2 separate regions of the Mus musculus genome follow, and region 2 is linked to region 1. Evidence: chromatin loops called from intact Hi-C (ENCODE). Cell type or tissue: heart. All regions are shown on one strand. Links, peaks and the distances in the headings refer to the core of each region. The heading gives the core; the rest is flanking DNA.

Region 1 (6,711 bases), core at 852-4,851:
ACAGTCTGGTCCCAAATGCCTTACTCTATATTCTCTACTGGCCACAATGGACTTCCTAGCTCATGAAGACCAATCCAGGAGAGCTGAGGAAAAGTGGATGCTGAAACATGATGGTTCAGATGTTTCCATTTACAGGGGTGTGTGTGTGCATATGTCTGTGCATGTGTGTGTGTATGTATGTGTGTGTGTATGTGTGCATGTGTATGTGTGTGCATGTGTGTGTGCATGTGTGTGTACATGTGTGTGCATGTGTGTGTATGTATGTGTGTGCGTGCATGTGTGTGTATGTGTGTACGTGTGTGTGTGCATTTGTATTGTGTGCATGTGTATGTGTGCATGTGTGCATTTAAGTGGATGGATGCTGATGGCTAATGTATTCAGCTTTGAAAGATAGTAACTACCTAACTGGAGCTACTTTAGACAGGAAATTCCATTGGTTACAACTCTAGATACAATTGCTTACAGAATACAAGGATTTTCCTCTCCACCCACTTAATCCTGTAGAGAGCCTATTTTTATTTTCTTCTCTTGCAGATGAGGAAATAGAGGCTTCCAGAGGTGAAGGGATTGGCCCCAGGCCACTGCAGTTAGCGCTACTCCAATTAACAGCTGTTGTCCTTGTCTACTCGGAGCACTTCACACATTTGTTCATTAATCTCATCCCTTGAGACAGTTGCTGCCACTCTTTCCCGCCCTAACGGGAGGTTCAGAGAGAGCACAGATGTGGGATTCTACTGTCCTCTGTTCTCATGTGCTGACAGCTTTGCCTCCTGGTACCTGAGCTGAGATATGCAGGGTGCCTCATTGGGAAACTCCAAAGCCTCCGTACCTACCAGTGTGGCTCCAAGCAGAGGATTCTGTGTCATTTCAGCAAGACAGACCTGTTCTACACCCTGCTCTGCTAGGGTCTAGGTAGGACGAGCCAGGACTAGAGGAATGGACTGTTGCTTACCCTTCAGTGCCTCCTGTGTTTCCTATGGGACAAGAGCACAGCCTAGTCACTGTGTCCTGGCTGAGGGTCCCAGTGAAGGGACCCACAGATGGGACTCCTAGCTGGTGCCTCGGACTCAGCAGAAGATGGAGACCGGCTCTTCTGCCATTCCAGGCAGAGAAGACAGCACTCTAGGAGCAACCCAGGCCTGCATACTGAGCTACTGCAGAGCCAGACTGGGATGGACTGGTGGACACAGCTAGGCTCAGGACATTCATATACCCAGTAGTGTGGCAGGTTCTTGCCTGCTTACCTCTTGGGAGTACAGTATTTGGTATAGACTAGCACTGCCCAGGAAGGCCCTGAATATCAGAGACTGACAGAAAGAAAGGAAGACGGGAGGGACAGAGAGGAAAAGGAGATGGGAGATGGAGGAAGGGGAAAGGAGCAGAAAGAAAGGCTCCTTCTCCATCTGAACAGGCAGAGGTCACTGTAGAGGAGTTGTGCAGACCCGAGTGGGGCAGGAGGATGGATGTCTCCCATATTTTGCAGATTCTCAGGTCAGAGGAGCCTCCCAGGGTTCTAGTGTGTAGATAAAACATGAGTTAAATACATGGTGAAGGGAGCCAGAGACAAGCTCAATTAGTAAAAGGCTCAGGCCCCAGGTCCCATGTAAGGAAATCCCAGTGTGCTGCCTTTCTTCGCTCATAATCCCAGCACCAAGAAGGTGGAGACAGGAGAATTCCTGGAACTTCACTTGCTGGCCAGTCTGTCTATCAGAATCAGCAAGGCCCATGCCAACTAAATGATCTCTCTCAAGATTTTTAAAAAAACAAACAAACAAGCAAACCCAGAGGCTTGGTTCTTGAGATGTAACTCCCGAGGCTGGACTGTCTTCCACGTGCATTTGTATATATGTGCACATATACAAATAAATACAAGCAGAAAAAAATATCTACAAAAGCAGACGTCAGGCTCTGCCTGCTCTTTTCATGGTGGGCCCCTCCTATTCGCACCTCCCAAGGGTGGGGATGACAGACATACATAGCAAAGCCCAGTTTATGCCGTGCTAGGGAGCAAAGCATAGGCTCTGTGCATGCTGAGCAGAAACACGACTAATGAAGCCATAGCCTCAGCCCCACTTCCTTTATTATGATTGCATCATGTGTATTATTTCCAGAAAATTAAAAACTAGAGCAAAATAAAAGGAGAAAATTAAATCCAGCTAAAATCTAACTATTGCAACTCATAGTGGTGTGCTGCCCAGTAACTCTCCAGTGTGTCTATATCTACACCATTGCTTATGCCTGAGTTGTGTATATTTCAGTCATCCATCCATTTATACATGTATACGCATCCATGAAGAAGATCATGCATATGTATATGCAGTTATACATAGTATCATATATGTGCATATGTGTTTGTGAGGTTGCCCTTGGCATCTATAGGGGACTGCTTCCTGGAGCGTCTAACCTCTCAGATGCCCAAATCTTATAAGTGCTCAAGCCCCTCATATAAACTGATTCAGTATTTGCAATGGACCTGCATATACCATCCTATAAAATTTAAACAGTCCTCAGTTAACTTAGATGTTGTGTTAGTAGTTGTATCATTTAGGAAAAATATCTGTCGTTGTTAAATACAAATGCAGTTACAACAAATATTTTTTGTTCGTGATTCGTTTAGTCTGGGGTTGTAGGATCCTTGGTTACTGGGGGCTGGCTGTATACAGATAATATACATATGAATAATGAGTCTATATATTATGAAGTTATTGGCACACTGGCTTGTAAGCTCAATTTTCTGCTTACTAATGGATTCTGAGTACTCAAGGCTTCCCACAGAGTGAGTACTATTTGTCAGTGCCAACAGAGCCTCCAATGGCCCCTCATGCCCCACACAAAGAGTATTGTGGGTATTGAACCCTTCTGCTCTGGCGCGCTTCCCGAGCCATGAGGGGCCGAGCCTGCAAACACAGCCCCATGGGATGGCACAGGCTGAGCCAAAGGATCTGACAGTTCCAGATAACGGAGTGCAGAGCAACACTGTGGCCAGTGGCCAGCGAGCAGAAGAATCAGAGCTGGAAAGCAGACAGCAGGCCAAGGCCAGGTCTGCCAGCAGAGAGTCGGGGCAGCTAGGCGGCCTGCTGTCTGGCCTGGCTGTTCAGTCCTCACCCAAGATCCAGCCTGCTGAGCCAGGCTTGGAAGGGCAGATTCCTCATCCCTCCACCAGGGCCACCAAGAGAACACAGATCGGAGAAGAGTCCGGCCTGGAGCCAGAGTATCCAGAGGGGAGAATATTCTCATTATATCTTACAGTTTTATAGTCGGGGTGGAAGAATGTAACAAGAGACCCCCACTATGTATTTTTTTTTTAAAAATACGTTTCACTGGGGGTCACTGCCTCAGGACTACAATACATAGTCTCTTCTGTTACTGTGGTAGCCAGGATATAGAAGTAGCCATTCCCATCTGTCGCCAGGTCAGAAGAGTTACAAAGTGCTCTCACATATATTCTCTCTTAGCCTGATGTTTGAAATATCTGCTTGGTACTCCTGGCTCCTCATTGGTCACTCAGCCTTTAGCGTTCTTTTACAGAGGCCTCTTCATGTTCTCTACGTCATCCTGAATGTCCCTTGTGCATAGGACCCATAGACTTAGGATTAATGGTTACTCATTTTCTTTTGAGAATACAAAAACTGGTCCTATTTACGTCTTGCCTGTCTTATCCGTGTCGTATGCCCAGAAAAGTGCTTTCAACTAGAGTGTGAATGTCCCCAACTCTCCCTGAAGTCTTCTGGATAATTTCTTGAGGAATTTCTAGAAACTATCATGACTGCCATTGACTGAGCCCATTCTATTCACTAGTCTATGTCAAACCTTGACATTCATGGGTCACTTAAATTTCAGGTAGATGTCCAGGCATAGCACAAATTAAAATAAAACTAAGTACAATAAAATAACAATAAAAATGGAAAAGCAATAATACAAACCAATAATAATAATAATAATAAGTTGTATGGATTTAAGATGAGAAACAAAACAGTTCTCATGTAAGTGTACATAATAATTTTCATACTACAGAATCTGTATTTTGAGTGGTAGTCTTAGCCCAGTGCTGCCCTATGTAAGTAACTTCTAGGTTCAGTTTTATACACAAAGGAACTGAGGCTTCAAGGGGTCAGAAGCCTTTCCCGTGGTGCTGCTGTTGGACAGCGGCTACCTGACTTCAAAGTCCCTCTATACCTCCGGAATCACAGAAGTGCCTTTACCTGTTCAGAGGAGGGGTGATGGGTGGGAGCAAGAAAAGACTGGTCTACACGACAGACTGCATTTTCTCGTGTTTTCCTTATTGTGTCTGAGGAAAGAGAAGGGAGTGCGCAATCTGAACTCCTCACGGAATAAATGTCAGATGCATAAGTCTGCATTCTGTGCCTAGAACCGACCACCCGAGAGTGGGTGATTTGTAAAGAAATGCATTGTTATTTGGACTCACTGTTCTGAAGTCTGGGAAGTCCAGATGCATGACACCAGAATCTGTCTGACTTCCCTTGTGGTTTTTGTGCAGTTTCAACTCATGGGAGGACTCAGAAGGGTAAGCAGGCACAGGCACAAGAGGACACAAAGGGGCAACCTCATCTAATGACAGCCCCCTCCTGCACTAACTACCCCAGTCCTGTGATGACAAGCGTTCACTCCCATGAGAGAATCCGCACTGCTTTCAGAAGGTGCCGCCCACAAACACTTGTCCCCCAAGACTACAAACAGAGGATTTGCACTGCAGTGTGAGTTTTAGTGAAGCTGTACTGTGTTTGAACCTATGTAGACAGACAGAGTGAAAACTGGGTTGGCATTTGTTCTGTTAGGTGCCAGAGACACACCCTGAGGGTTAACAGAAGTTTCTTCCTCAAAAATGTGAACATCATGGGGTCTGTCCCAGTTTCAGCTCTGTTACAGTGCTCTGACAGAGAAGCTTAAGGAAGGATAGAACTACTTCTGGGTCATCCATGAGGGAAGTCAGGACAGGAACTTGAAGCAAAAACCATGGAGGAATGCCACTTGTTGTCAGGAGCTCCTCTTTAGGTAGCCTTCTTATATTGTCCTCAGTCACCATGAATACCACTCACTGTGAGCTGGCCCCTCCTCCATCACCTCACAGTGAAAACGAGCTCCCATACTTACACCCACAGACCCATGTGATTCGGCCAGTTCCTCAGTGGAGGCTTTCCTCCAAGATGATCTCAGGCTGCTATGTCAACTTGACAATTAATGCTAAAAAGGGCAGGTTCAAGGTTCAACCGGCAAAATAGGAGGGATTTGTAAAGAAATGGCCTTCACCGAGTCAACTTGGAAACACTAGCATGCCGACGTCACGTTAAGGCTGCCATGATCCATAGCTTCCTCCAGCCTTGTGCTTACTCCACGGTGCTGGTTCTAACTGTCACTCTCCTGGATGCCCACAGGGGCTAGACTCTGTTCCTGGTGGGATTCCAGGACCCAGCACAAGCCAGGGGAGGATATGCAATGGGCCTCCAGACCACGCAGTCTACAGATTTCTCCTCCAGAGACAGCTAGAGGCCTTCTCTCCTGCCCTTGGAACCTCACTAGGGGTCTTGAGATGAAAAATGAGAAGTGTGTTTGTGTGTACCTGTGTGTGTACATGTGTATGTGCTATAAATGTTTGATGTGATGGATGTTTGGCCCAGGGAGTGGTACTATTAGGAGGTATGGCCTTGTTGGATGAAGTGTATCACCATGGTAGTAGGCTTTGAGACCTTCCTCCTAGCTGCCTGAGGAGTCAGTCTTCTTCTTGTTTGCCTTTGGAACAAGATGTAGAACTCTCAGCTCTTCCAGTTCCATGACTGCCTAGATACTGCCATCCTCCTGCCTTGATAATAATGGACTGAAACTCAGAACCTGTAAGCCAGCCTCAATTAAATGCTGTCCCCTATAAGAGTTGCCAAGGTCAGGATGTCTTCACATCAATGAAACCCTGACTAAGGCACTTGAGTATATGTGTGTGCATGGGTGCATTGGAAGATCGAGGTTGACATCAGGGGTCTTCCTCATTCCCCACCTTATTCATTAAGGAGGGGTCTTTCATGTGAGCCCAGAGCTCCCAGATAGAGGTTTGTCTAGCTAGCTGGCTTACTCCAGGGATCCCTGTCTTTGCCTTCTGAATGCAGGAGTTAGTTACAGGTCACCATGACATTTGTGTGGGTTCTGGGAATCCCAACCCCGGACCTCATGCCTCCAACAGCAAACACGTGATCCACTCAACTGTCTCGCAGCCCCTGCAGTGAGCATTCTTATGGGTGGCTTCAAGGTCTCTGTGAAATGGAACACAGTGCAGAAGGACACGGGTCCAAGTCTTACAAATAACACTAGAGAAACCAAATTGTCTTCAGTGAAAGAAATTGACACCTGTTCACCGGAAGGCTCGAGTGGATGTTATTTAATAACCTGATGATCTTTTCTGCTCTGGGGAGCCTCACCTGAATCCCCTAGACTCCTGACTGTTGTTTCTCGGTCGATAGAAGCCATCCCCATGAAAGAGGCCCCATGTACTGTGCAGAAGAAGTTATGCTTATTCCAAGGCTTTAATGCAAGTGTTGCTTCTCTGTCAGCAGAGCCCATCCTTAGACTTATTGCAAACCCTTCCTGCCTAGGCCTTATCCGAGCATTGTTTCACAGTCAACAGAGCCCACTCTTGAGGAAGAGTTCATAGGTGACAGAGTTTTCAGTGTAGCCATGCCTTAAGCTTTATTGTGATAATTGTCA
Region 2 (6,711 bases), core at 1,782-5,781, 58 kb after region 1:
AGGTTGCTGCTGGTGTTCCCTGTAAGTGAGCATTGTGTGAGGCCCATAGCCGAGGGGTCACCTCTCCCCTGGTTGTGCAGAGGAGGGCATTTGGAGAAAACTTCATGAAACTAGTAACTGCTTGGATGGGTTCTCACAGAACAACAGGAGCTTCTATTTGGTCAAGATGGCCTGGCTTCCCCCACCCCCATCTGTGGCTGTCAATGCTGCCCGCTGTCAGGGGTCCCATCTGGTGCTGTCAAAGAGTACTTGGGCTGTCCTCCATGTGACTCTCCATGAGGTCTGAACTTCTCCACAGCAGGAGGAGAATATCCAAAAGTGAAGAAGGACATAGAAGCTGTCAGTCCACTTAGGTCTGGACCTAGACACCTGGGATATACTTCTCTGTTATTAGAACAACCATGGGACCTGTTCAGACTGAGAAGACAAGGTTAGGGGTCAGGGACTGTTGAATGTATAAAATGGTGGCCATCTTTGAGAAATCAAGTATGCAAAGTTTTGCTATTTCCCCAATACTGTCTTGAGAAATCCAACAGAAACTTAAAAAAAAACATAATTTATTTATGTCTACTTGGGAATAAAGGTGTTTATCTGTCATTTGTTCTCTTTCACTTCTGTAGTAGCTTTGAGCAAATATAATACACAAATAGTACTGCCTCTACCAAAATAAAAAGACATAGCAACCCAGGCGGTGGGAGCTGGCCTATGAACCCAATATGGAGAAGCAGAGGCAGGAGGATGAGGAGTTCAAACTTGATATGTAACTAGCTCAAAGCCAGCCTGAGCCACCTGAGTCCCTGCCTAAAACAGCAAAATATTAGAAAAGGAAGAAGTCCACGGAGTCATGGGGAGGGAGGAGTAGGGAGACCGATCTCAAAGGTTGGCTAGGGTAGTTTAACGTCCACTGGAAAGGGGAGCCAGGGTTGCCAGAGAGGGACTGCTGCTGTTAGCATCTCGGTCACTGTCTTAATTACGGTTTTATTGCTGTGAAGGGCTACCATGACCAAGACCAAAGCAACTCTTATAAAGGAAAACATTGAATTGGGGATGGTTTACAGTTTTAGAGGTTCAGTCCAATATCATCATGGCAGGAAGCACGGCAGACTGCAGGCAGACATGGTGCTGGAGACGGAGCTAAGAGTTCTACATCTTGATCCAAAGACAGCCAGAAGAGACTGCCTTCAATTGGCAGCTAGGAGGAGGCGCTCATTCCACACTGGGTAGAGTCTGAAAATAGGAAACCTCAAAGCCCACCCCAATGACTCACTTCCTCCAAGGTCACACCTACTCCAACGAGGCCACACCTCCTAATAGTGCCCTTCTCTGTGGGCCAAGCATTCAAACACATGAGTCTGGGGGGTTGGGAGGGTGGGTAGCAGGGGTCCTATTCAAGCCATCACCACGTTCACCTTTTCATTTTGTCCTGTTTGGGACTCACAGTGTTATGTTTGGCGACTTACCCCTTAGCTGTAAACAGCTGCAGATGGACGATGCAAAGATTGTTCTTCTCTGTTCTTCTCAGGACTGAGAAAAATGAAGAATACCACCCCTCCTCCATGACAAGGAGGGAACCAGGGGTCCAGAGCAGAAAGCAGTCCAGACCACTTAAGCTGTGGCTCTGCTGGCTCCGAGGGCAGCCAGAGCTTCACTGGCCCCTTCTTGGTAACAGCTGGTGGAATGCCCCGACCTGCACAGAACAGGGAAGGGCTCCAGACCCTTCCCGTTGAGCACACATTTCGTCCAGATGTGCGGGTGGAAGCAGAGGGTGGAAATACCACCGAGGCTGACGATAATGTGTTAACCAAAACAGGAAGCCCCGAGGAAGGTGGACGAGTGGGTTTCACTTCAGCTGTGTGATTTTTATCAATACGTTTATTGTTCTAAAACTCTTCTTTTTAAAAGGTATTTTCAAAACAAGCCCAACCTCTGCTTCCCATTCTGAATTATTGTGTTGACTCTGTGCTTACATTTAGGGCAAGAGTGGAAGAAAATAAGGACACCTGGTAGAGGTGGTGAAATATCAGGTCCTTGCCTAGGAGTGGGGAACAGGGAATTTTTACTGACTGAGAGACTGTTTCCTCATGGAGAAAGGACATGGGTCCAGGACCCTGGGCAACCCAGAAAGAATTAGGATGAGCTGAGCTCTGTGGTGACAGCATGATCTCCCTTAAGTATCAAGCACCCCAGTGGCAGACATTCAAAGCTACCCTCTGCTTGAGACCCAAGCAAGTCCTGTGCATGCTCGTTGTTTCTGTGAGAAATTTGCAGAGCATGAAAATTAGACCCTCTGAAGAACAAGCTTATTAATCAGAAATTATCAGCAGCATTCTGTTGGCTTTGTTCTATGAAACAAACAAACAAACAAACAAACAAACAAACAGGAGATTTAAGTTCTTGGTCTAAATCAACCTGCTATTCGACAAGCTGCCATTGATGGTAACTCTAGGAAGAGGCTGGGCTGGATCGGCAGCCATTTTCCATTCCAGGGAGCTCTATGCAGTCATGAACAGACTGTTGTAACATGGACAACAAGTTATGGACACAGACGGGTGTTCACAGTAGAATCACAAATGGACACACAGCGATTCATCTTGAATTTCTGACAATGAAGCTGAGATTTACGATCACCTGGCTGTGCCTCCTGCAAGCCCACTGCTGCCCCCGGGGGCTCCAGCACTCACCTTTCCACGGGAGTGAAAGCTCAGAGAAAATGGCTCTTCCATTGGGTACTTAGATTCCAAAGCAAAGAAACAGCACGGCACACATTAGGAAATGTGTGATGGTCACTAGCCACACAGATGCTAAATTCCAGCCCTCCTGGAGCTGAACGGAAGTTTCAAAGTTGACTAAAATTGACTGAAGAGTCTTGTCACATTGTGTGATTTCTGCCTGGAAGGCATTTGTCCCTTGGCACTGCACATGTGGCCAACCCACTGCTGGAAGAGCCTTCTCGCTTCCTGATTCAGCCTCTGAAGTGGCTGCAGGTCAAGGCCACACCGAAGAGACTGTAGTGGGCAGCAAGCCTGACCTCAGCTTTGCCTCTCCTGCCTTCCCCAGGACTAGTCTACTGTGTGTAATGTCTAGGCTATATTGGGAGTCTGTCTTAAGTTTTAAAACAAAAAGCAAAAATGTAGCCCCCCATCTGTATGCATCTGCATTTTTTTTTTTTTTTTTGAGACAGGGTTTCTCTGTGTAGCCCTGGCTGTCCTGGAACTCACTCTGTAGGCCAGGCTGGCCTCAAACTCAGAAATCCCCCTGCCTCTGCCTCCCAAGTGTTGGGATTAAAGGCGTATGCCACCACTGCCCAGCATGTGCATGTATTCTTATACATATGTCTTCATGTGTGTACATTTTGATGCTAGGAGATCACCCACAGCTGTCACCTCTCATTTCTTCTTTTGAAGCAAAGTCTTTCACTGGGACATGGGGCTTGTCAAGTAGTGGAGTTTAGCCAGTGTGCCCAAAGACTCTACCATCTCCACATGGGAGTGACAAGTGGGTGCCACTACACCTGACTTTTCAACATCAGTATCAACTCAGATTTTTTTTAAAGATTTATTTTTATATGTAAGTACACTGTATCTGTCTTCAGATACCCCAGAAGAGGGCGTCATACCTCATTATGGATGGTTGTGAGCCACCATGTGGTTGCTGGGAATTGAACTCAGGACCTCTGGAAGAGCAAGCAGGCAGTGCTCTTAACCACTGAGCCATCTCTCCAGCCTTGGGATCTGCATTTTAATTCCCTAGGTAAATTACTGTGACAGGACCTTAGGACACCCACCTTCTCTCAGATGAAAACAAAATTAGAGTATAGCCTGGCCCAACCTTACTTCTGGACACCAGTGCTGTCCTGAGAAGAAGTGGCATCCAGAAACTGAACTGCAGAGACCAGGAGAGTCAGTTCTGGGAAGGAACCCAACAGCAGCTGCTCTAAAGTTTCCCCAACCAGGCATCTCCCTCTCAAAGCACACAGCTCTCCTATCTGGCCCCCTCAAATGAAGCCCTTTCCTTGGACCATGCAAGCTAAATGGATCCCAGTTACCCATGCCAGGGATACATCTCTGTTTAGTCTTGCCCAATACATGACCCTGCTGACAGGGCATTGATAACAGCAAGCTAGGCAACCCTGCCAAGGCCCAGCTTTGCTCTTGAACAAAATGCCTGGTTTGTCTCACAGAGAAGTAGCCATGGTCATCACTCTTCATGAGAGGACTCAACTAACCCTGGCTCTCTTTACCCACTCAGTGGACCTCAGGGGTCAAAACCAGTACCCCTGTTTGTCAGGATGAAAGTGAAGAGTAAACAGAGATGAGAAACACACAGTCTGAAGGCCATGGGGACATCATGACATCGATGTCACAATAGTTTGTGACAATTTCTTAGAAAGAACAAAAATTCCATAATTTATCCTTACTAATGCGACAAATATTTGAACACTATGTTATTACACAGGGTGGGTACAGAGAGGTTTCCCATCCCAAATGCTTTTCTCACTTACCTAATGATCTGCTTGCCCCTTGAATCCAGGTACAACTATGACACAAATGACATTCAATGACACCTGAGGCCAGGTCGTGAAGGAAGTACAGCATCCTTCTAATCTGACCGCCACATTCACACTTGACCTTCCCATACAAGGCCAGGAAGTACGCCAGCCAGTATCCCCATCCTAGATCCTACTAGGCAGCACTGGCCACCATCCTGTTAGTGACAATTGTTTGGTGACTATAGCCCAGCCACCGTCCAACTGTAACTGTACTGGAGATCGCCGAAGGACATCAGCCCCCTTCTAGCTATAACAGCTAAGCAAGCAATGGCAGGGTTTGATTACTTTAGCCTAGCAGAAGACCAGAACCTAGAGGCTAGAATGAGACGACCCGCTCACTCCATTTCCCCACTGCTCTGTGACAATTACAGAATGTAACCATTTCCGATCTACGTATATGGGATTAGGAAGAAAAGTAGATGCAGGGGTCTTTGTTGTTTTTGCTGAGGAAGAGGGAGAGGTTGACCAGTGAGAAAATATATATTTTAGCCTTGTTCAAGTTATTTTTTTTTAAATAAAAATGGAATACACAGGGCATAAAAAAGGTGTGTGTGTGTGTGTGTGTGTGTGTGTGTATGAATGTAATTGTGTTCATGTAGTCTTTAGGTGGTCAAAGCTTTCAACAAATGAGGAGAAGGAATATACAAACACACGCGCGCACACACACACACACACACACACACACACACACATAAACACACACTTGTGAGGATCTGCAGTACCATTTGAGGCCCTGGGTTTGGCTGTGTTTTTGATGTTCGCTTTTATTTTGAGACTAGGTCTCAGGGGCTCATGTCGTCCAGGTTGGCCTTGAACTTGCTATGTGGGCAAGAATGGCTTTGATCCTCTCTGTCTTTACCTCTCCAGCTCAGTGCCCAGCTTATACAGGGTTAGGACTTGAGCACAGGGTCCCGTGCATGCCAGACAAGCACTCTACTATAGGTAGAATGTCTCTAGAATGTCTCTAGGAATGTCAAGAGATTATTCTGGCTCCCTGACAATTCTCGCTGTGGCTCTGCTCCCTCCCTGGTTGCTGACTTTAAGCCCTCTTCCTCCCTTTCTCACTAGCACCTGCCTTCACTTCCTGTTATTTCCCCTGCTTCCTTCTTTGGCCCTTTTCTCCCTCTCTGTTTGGAAGGAATTCTTGCTAGGACGGTCTCAGGAATCTGCCCACAATTATGGCTCCAGTGTGACCCTGAGAGAGCTATGCTTTCTTCTCTACATAGCTCAGCAAAGCAGCCCACAGGCCTGAAGGAAGGGCTCCAACCAGCTCCCTTCTCTCCATTCAGACAGGACACCCAGGAAAGCCTGTATTCAGAGGAATGCACGATGATCTAAGGAGCCTGGCAGCTATTGTGGGGCTTCCACCTCAACTCTGCTCTGACCCTAAACCACTCAGAGTCCTCAACATAGCCCCATGTGTCACTTGCTCTGGTGGAGCACTGGTGAGGAGCTTCAGTCGGAGCAGTGGTGGGAGTAGTAGGGCATAAGCAAAGAGTTAGGGTTACAGAAGGCCTGTGGTGAACTGTTAGGTCCCACATTCCACACAATGCCATCCATGATGGTCTTGATGTTACAGAAGAGCAAACCGGAGGCTGACAAATGGTTATCTGTCCAGCCACACAACTGATGGAGAGAGAACAGAACTCATGCCTGCCCTAGCCCAGGCTCATTCCTCTACATCATACACACCTGGCTCATGGGAGGTGCCTCACAAACATGGCTGAAAAAAGACAAATGGATAAATCCATGAAAGGAGGAATGAGCCCACCAGGCACAGCCATTACTCAGGATAACCTGCAGAAGGATACAGAAGATATGACAAGAAGTGTGTCAAGCTGGGCCAGTGGGATGGGCCAGGCTGGGTCAGGCTGGAGAGAAAAGGTCATTGCAGAGGGTAGGAAGATGCCTCACCTAGGAGAAGCTGTGCCCAGAAGAGGTGGCTGCAGTGGGAACCTGGATCTTCTGCAGCAAGCCTGTGTGTGTGTGTGTGTGTGTGTGTGTGTGTGTGTGTGTGTGTGTGTGTGTGTGTAGGCTGTGGCTGGACAGGGAGAGAGGATATGGGACTGGATTAGTGAAGAACAGCTCCTACTCACTGAGCATCCTGATGCAGGCAAAGCCTCTTCCATTATGACCCTGAGAGCAGGGAGGCTTTGACTTTA

Evidence for each region. A loop is a pair of places that touch in the nucleus more often than their neighbours do. Peaks named below come from ENCODE experiments on the same cell type or tissue, not always from the same donor. Only the 100,000 strongest peaks of a DNase experiment are listed, where the experiment ranks them.
Region 2: it touches region 1 in a loop (4-fold over the local background); 7 of 42 quality-filtered maps call a loop at or near these places.

Annotation. Positions count from the first base shown.
Region 1 is chr2:128,242,041-128,248,751 of GRCm38, reverse strand. No RefSeq gene overlaps it. Among named protein-coding and RNA genes, the nearest start is that of Gm14009, 76 kb to the right of the region's middle. In heart, for the core only: a CTCF peak has its summit at 3,157; a DNase peak (open chromatin) is centred at 2,981; H3K27ac peaks cover 322 bases.
Region 2 is chr2:128,184,926-128,191,636 of GRCm38, reverse strand. The region is part of intron 1 of Gm14009 (a long non-coding RNA gene); the gene reads right to left. Among named protein-coding and RNA genes, the nearest start is that of Gm14009, 19 kb to the right of the region's middle. In heart, for the core only: no CTCF peak of the experiment used is centred there; a DNase peak (open chromatin) is centred at 4,056; H3K27ac peaks cover 493 bases.